2 separate regions of the Homo sapiens genome follow, and region 1 is linked to region 2. Evidence: read pairs that join two places in POLR2A ChIA-PET (ENCODE). Cell type or tissue: endothelial cell of umbilical vein. All regions are shown on one strand. Each heading gives the region's core, and the rest is flanking DNA. Links, peaks and the distances in the headings are about the cores only. Region 1 overlaps PRKCH (protein kinase C eta). Region 2 overlaps HIF1A (hypoxia inducible factor 1 subunit alpha).

Region 1 (2,925 bases), core at 253-2,752, 420 kb after region 2:
TTTTTTTTTGAGACGGAGTCTCGCTCTGTTGCCCAGGCCGGACTGCGGACCGCAGTGGCGCAATCTCGGCTCACTGCAAGCTCCGCTTCCCGGGTTCACGCCATTCTCCTGCCTCAGCCTCCCGAGTAGCTGGGACTACAGGCGCCCGCCACCGCGCCCGGCTAATTTTTTGTATTTTTAGTAGAGACGGGGTTTCACCTTGTTAGCCAGGATGGTCTCGATCTCCTGACCTCATGATCCACCCGCCTCGGCCTCCCAAAGTGCTGGGATTACAGGCGTGAGCCACCGCGCCCGGCCCAGGCCCAGTCTTTCAAGCACATATTGGTATGTCATTGATTGATTTAACAGAGGAATACTGTTCATCCAGTAACTCCTCAACTATTTTCATTTCTTTCTTTTAGAAAGATGGAAAGATGCTCCCAAAGTACTTACACTTTACTTGTCCCCCAATCACATAAAATTTCATTTAACAAATATTTAATGTTTACTACATATGAGACATTGTCCCAGGGTTAGGACAGTGAATAAGAGAGGTGGGTCCCTGCTCTCAAGCCATTTGTAATCTAAAGGAGGAAAGTATAATAAGCAAATTCATTAACAAAATGATCTCAGAGAGCAATGAGTGCAACGAAAGACAACAAGATAATAATATGACCAGGAAAATGCTCTCCAAAGGGGAAAATATCTGAGCCACAACCTGTTTGTGATGAGAAGCAGCCGGTCCCACTGTAGCAAAATTCTTCTTACAATGAAAATGAAGACGCTACATAGCCAATACAATTCACATACACTGAAATAAAACTCCCTCAAGATTCTAAAATATATTTTTCCTCTTAAACACTGTGGGTTGATCAGTCAGTGTTAGACATTCCTTCCAATTGGCTCAGAAAAAAATCAATCATGAGAATAAACAACGGCACTACAAAGTACAAAAGAGAATGAACCACTAGATAGAAAATCTGGAAGAATTTTGGTGGTATAAATTCAGACACCTGGATCCAGGAAGGAAGGGAAAAGATAATCCATGATTGTCCAGTAGTAACATGGCTGCTTCACCTGACAGGACTGATTACAAAACAGGTACCTCACTGAGAAATTGAGAGAAAGAGGCCCTCCAGGGCTGCAGAGAACACAATGTCTTCGGGAGGGCTGAACCAGGAAAACAGCCTGGGATCCTGCCAAGCCAGTCCTTCCTTCCTGAGGGGGCGCCAAGGTCTTTCCATGACGCAGCCTCCAGCTCCTCCTGCCTCCCCATGTCCCCAGCACTCTGCATTAAGCATTAGATGCTGGTCCCCATTTAGAAGGTCAGCAAATCAAGAGCAAGTACACGAAAGAAGAAAATAGAGTTTAAACAGAGGCAATTCTTCAGATTTTGGAAGCCAGAGAAATTATGCAAAATAAACATGTTCTAGAAGCAGCAGAAAAAAAACTGACAGTGATAATTTAGAAAATGAGACCATGTCCAAAAATCAGAAACTAATTTGTTTTATTGTGATTTCATTTTTTCTACGCTCCCATTCTCATAAATATTTTCTGCACTAAAGAGGAAATGTAGTTTTCAAGAGTCAGACTTGGCTCAGCTGAAATTCTGTCATTTACTAGCATCTTACTTAACACCTTCAGTAAAATATGGATAAGCGCTGATTGGTTTTTTTCCCCACAGCTTTATTCAGGTATAATTGTCATATAGTAACATGCACATACTTAAAGTGAACTATTTAATAAGCTTTGACATATGTATATAACTGTGAAATCATTGCCACAATCAGAATAACACAAATATTCATCTCCCCTAAAAGTTTCTGCCTCCTTTGTAATCCACCTCCCTTACCTCCACTCTCCATTTTTAGGCACCCACTGATCTGCTTCCTGTCACTATAGACTCCTTTTCATTTCTAGAATTTTGCATAAATGAAACCGTACTTTTTTGTCTAGTTTCTTTCACTCAGCATAATTATTCTGAGATTCATTCCTGTTGTTACATGTGTAATAGTTCATCTTTTTTATTGCTGAGTAATATTCCATTGTATGGATAAACCACAATTGTTTAAACATTCATCTGTTGACATTTGAGTTGTTTCCACTTTGGGGGTTATTACAAATAAAGATGCTATGAACACTCGTGGACAAGCTTTTGTATGAATGATTTCATTTCTTTTAGTAAATACTAAACAGTAAGTTATATAGTAGGCATATGTTTGATAGTTTAAGAAACTGCCAAACTATTTTCCAACATGATTTACCATTTTACATTCCTCACCATAGCATATGAGAGTTCCAGGTGCTCCACTTCCTCACCAACACTTGGTATGGTCAGTCTTATTAATTTTAACCTTTCTAGTGGGAACATACTGAGATCTCATTTTGGTTTTAATTTGCATTTCCTTAATGACTCATGATTTTGAGCATCTTTTAATGTGCTATTTGGCATGAAGGTGAGTGCCTATTGAAATATTTGACAAGTTACAAGTCATTTGTTGGATTTTAAATTAGGTATTTTTCTCATTATTATTGTGCTGTTAGAGTTCTTTTATATATTCATGTTACACATCTTTCATTTACGTATTGCAGTTATTTTCCCCCATTTGTGGCTTGGGTTTTTATTTTCTTAAACATTCTCTGGGAAGCAATAGTTTTTCATTTTGATAAAGTCCAACTTACTGATTTTTTTATAGTTGGTGCCTTTTGTACGCTATCTAAAAATTTTTTGCTGAACCCAAGGTCACTACAATTTTGTTTTCTTATAGAAGTTTCACAGTTAAACTCTTACATTTAGGTCTATAATCCATTTTGAATTAATGTCTTTGTAGGATGTGAGGTAAGTGTCAAGGCTCATATTACTGTATGTGGCTATCCAGTTGTTCAAGCACCATTAGTTGAAAAGACTATCATTTCCCCCACTGAGTTGCCTTCTTGGCAGCTTTA
Region 2 (2,925 bases), core at 159-2,658:
TACTTTTTTTTTTTTTTTTTTTTGAGGCAGAGTCTCACCCTTGTCGCCCAGGCTGGAGTGCAGTGGTGCCATCTTGGCTCACTGCAACCTCTGCCTTCCGGGTTCAAGCAATTCTCATGCCTCAGCCTCCCAAGTAGCTGGGATTACAGGCGCCCGCCACCACGCCCAGCTAATTTTTGTATTTTTAGTAGAGACGGGGTTTCACCATGGTGGCCAGGCTGGTCTCCAACTCCTGACCTCAGATGATCTGGCTGCCTCGGCCTCCCAAAGTGCTGGGATTACAGGTGTGAGCCACCGCGCCCAGCCACAACTTTACTTTTTAATCTTGCTAAGGAACCAAAGTCATTCTCACTTAGATTAAAGCTCCTAAATAAAAATGTTTCATGTATTTTGTCTTTGTGATGTTCAAGGTCAAAAAGAATAAACTAACCAGAGGGTATTAAAATAATTGTCTTTTGCTCCATTCCATTCTGTTCACTAGATTTGCATCCTTTTACACGTTTCCAAGAAAGTGATGTAGTAGCTGCATGATCGTCTGGCTGCTGTAATAATGTTCCCTATAAACAGTAAAGTTATTTCAAGTTTAGTTTGTTGAATTTTTTTTTTAAACAACCAAAAACCTTGAAATTGGTGTAAATTTAATAACATTATAGGCAGTTTCTTAAATACTACCCTAAATTATTTTGAATTCTTTCTTAAGTTATTTGTCATCCATTATGACCATTCTGTCTATAAATACTTTCCAGTTAATTTAGTTTGAAAATATCAGAATGTATTATACCACCATTGACTTACCCCAAAACATAGCAGTTCTTTTTTAAATATGAGATGGACTCTCACTCTCTTACCCAGGCTGGAGTGCAGTGGCCTGATCTCAGCTCATCGCAACCTCCACCTCCCGGGTTCAAGCTATTCTCCTGCCTCAGCCTCCAGAGTGGCTGGGATTATAGTTGTGCACCAACACGCCTGGCTAATTTTTGTATTTTTAGTAGAGACAGGGTTTCACCAAGTTGGCCAGGCTGGTCTCGAACTCCTGACCTCAAGTGATCCTCATCTTGGCCTCCCAAAGTGCTGGGATTACAGGCGTGAGGCACTGTGCCTGGCCAATAGCAGTTCTTTTAATAAGGCAAAGTAACTTAAAGGGAAGAGAATGAGATTGGTGGTGATATTCAGGGTGGAGTAAGGGGAGAACTTCACTTTTTAACTCAAAATACACTGGAATTGTTTGGAATTTTTATACCAAGAATGTATGTATTAAACATTTGTATTTTTAAAAACCAGTGCATACAGAGTAAAAAAACCCAATGTATAACTTCTGAAAATATAACTTTACTATTTGGAAGAAACGTGGAAACACACACACACACACACACACACACACACACACGAAATAGCACATTAGCTAGAAAAGCAAAACCTACTACTCATACTTACAATTCCTACTGCTTGAAAAAGTGAACCATCATGTTCCATTTTTCGCTTTCTCTGAGCATTCTGCAAAGCTAGTATCTTTGGATTTAGTTCTTCCTCAGGAACTGTAGTTCTGAAAAGAAAAAAATTCTAAATGAAAATATAGCGTTTTTAAAAAAAATATCCAGTGAGCGCTTTTAAAGAAAATACATAATTCTTTAGTTCTCCAATATTAAGGAATATAATATACATAAGATAACTTTCCTGATCACTAAAGTTTATCATCTTAAAAGTAAAAGCTTAATTTTTTTTTTTTTTTTTTGGTGAAACACGGTCTTACTCTGTCAGCCAGGCTGGAGTGCAGAGACGTGATCTCTGCTTACTGCAACCAAGCCCTGCCTCTGGAATCAAGTGATCCTCCCACCTCAGCCTCTCAAGTAGCTGGGATTATGACTAATTTATATATACATATTTTTGTAGAGACAGGATTTCACTATGTTGCTCAGGCTGGTCTCAAACTCCTGAGCGCAAGTGATCTGCCCACCTTGGCCTCCCAAAGTGCTGGGATTACAGGCGTGAGCACCTGGCCGTCAAAGCTTAATTTAACAGGAAATTTTCTACAGTATGCGTATCCCTATTTTATAAAATAGAGCTGAACACAACTAAATTGACACTATTGTAGAGTCAAAACAGTTAAATATTGTCCTTTTATTCCACCTAATATAACAATGCAGTGATATTGTTGGGACTATTGAAATACAAGATCAATCTCACATTCGTATAGCATTTTCAGTTTATAAAACATTTCAAGTTCATTAGTTCATTTTAACCTTACTTAAGTTCCCAAGACAGATAAGGCAGGCATATCATACCCATTTTATAAATTAGAACCCTGAGGCCTATTGGGTAACTTTCTCAAAGTCCTACTGCTCACTAGTTGCAATATGGAAGTACACTCTAGGTCTCCAGATCCCTACCTCCCCTCCCCTGCTCTTCCCACTATGCTATTTTTCACTCAGTATTGATCTGGTTATCAAACATGAACTATGTATATCTAAAATTAATATTAAATTGTGAAGAATTGTTCTAATGAGTAAAGTACATCAGCTTTGTTACATTATTTTGACTTTTCAAGACACCCCACAAACCAAATGCATAATCATAATGGCTCCTTGCTGTTCCAGACAGTTGAGAATGCCAAATAGGTAAGTGATCTTATTTTGCAGTTTTCTTTGGTTTTTAAAAAATTTCTCTAAAACTTCTATTATATAGACAGGGAAGTTTAAAAATTCTTATACAGATATATTGTCTTTATGAAATGTAACTCAGTCTATTATGTAAATATCATTGTAGTAGTAGTAGTACTTAGTAATTACGTTTTTAATGGTTTATCTTAATTTTTGAAATTCCTTTCATAAAAGTTTTCAGTGTACACTACATTGGAACTAATGTTTAAAAACAGTTGCTAGCTGGGCACAGTGGCTCACAACTGTCATCCCAGCACTTTGGGAGGCT

What was found. ChIA-PET counts read pairs that join two places held together with the same protein. Peaks named below come from ENCODE experiments on the same cell type or tissue, not always from the same donor. Only the 100,000 strongest peaks of a DNase experiment are listed, where the experiment ranks them.
Region 1: POLR2A ChIA-PET joins it to region 2 with 5 read pairs; 3 of 35 experiments call an interaction of 5 or more read pairs at or near these places.

The regions. Positions count from the first base shown.
Region 1 is chr14:61,325,341-61,328,265 of GRCh38, reverse strand. All of the region lies in intron 1 of PRKCH (protein kinase C eta), which reads right to left. Among named protein-coding and RNA genes, the nearest start is that of PRKCH-AS1, 4.0 kb to the right of the region's middle. In endothelial cell of umbilical vein, for the core only: no CTCF peak of the experiment used is centred there; a DNase peak (open chromatin) is centred at 1,205; H3K27ac peaks cover 2,229 bases.
Region 2 is chr14:61,743,323-61,746,247 of GRCh38, reverse strand. HIF1A (hypoxia inducible factor 1 subunit alpha) reads right to left here. Exons shown (of 15, transcript NM_001530.4): 13 at 1,435-1,543; 14 at 431-557. The region is part of intron 1 of HIF1A-AS3 (HIF1A antisense RNA 3); the gene reads left to right. Among named protein-coding and RNA genes, the nearest start is that of HIF1A-AS2, 4.3 kb to the left of the region's middle. In endothelial cell of umbilical vein, for the core only: no CTCF peak of the experiment used is centred there; no DNase peak of the experiment used is centred there.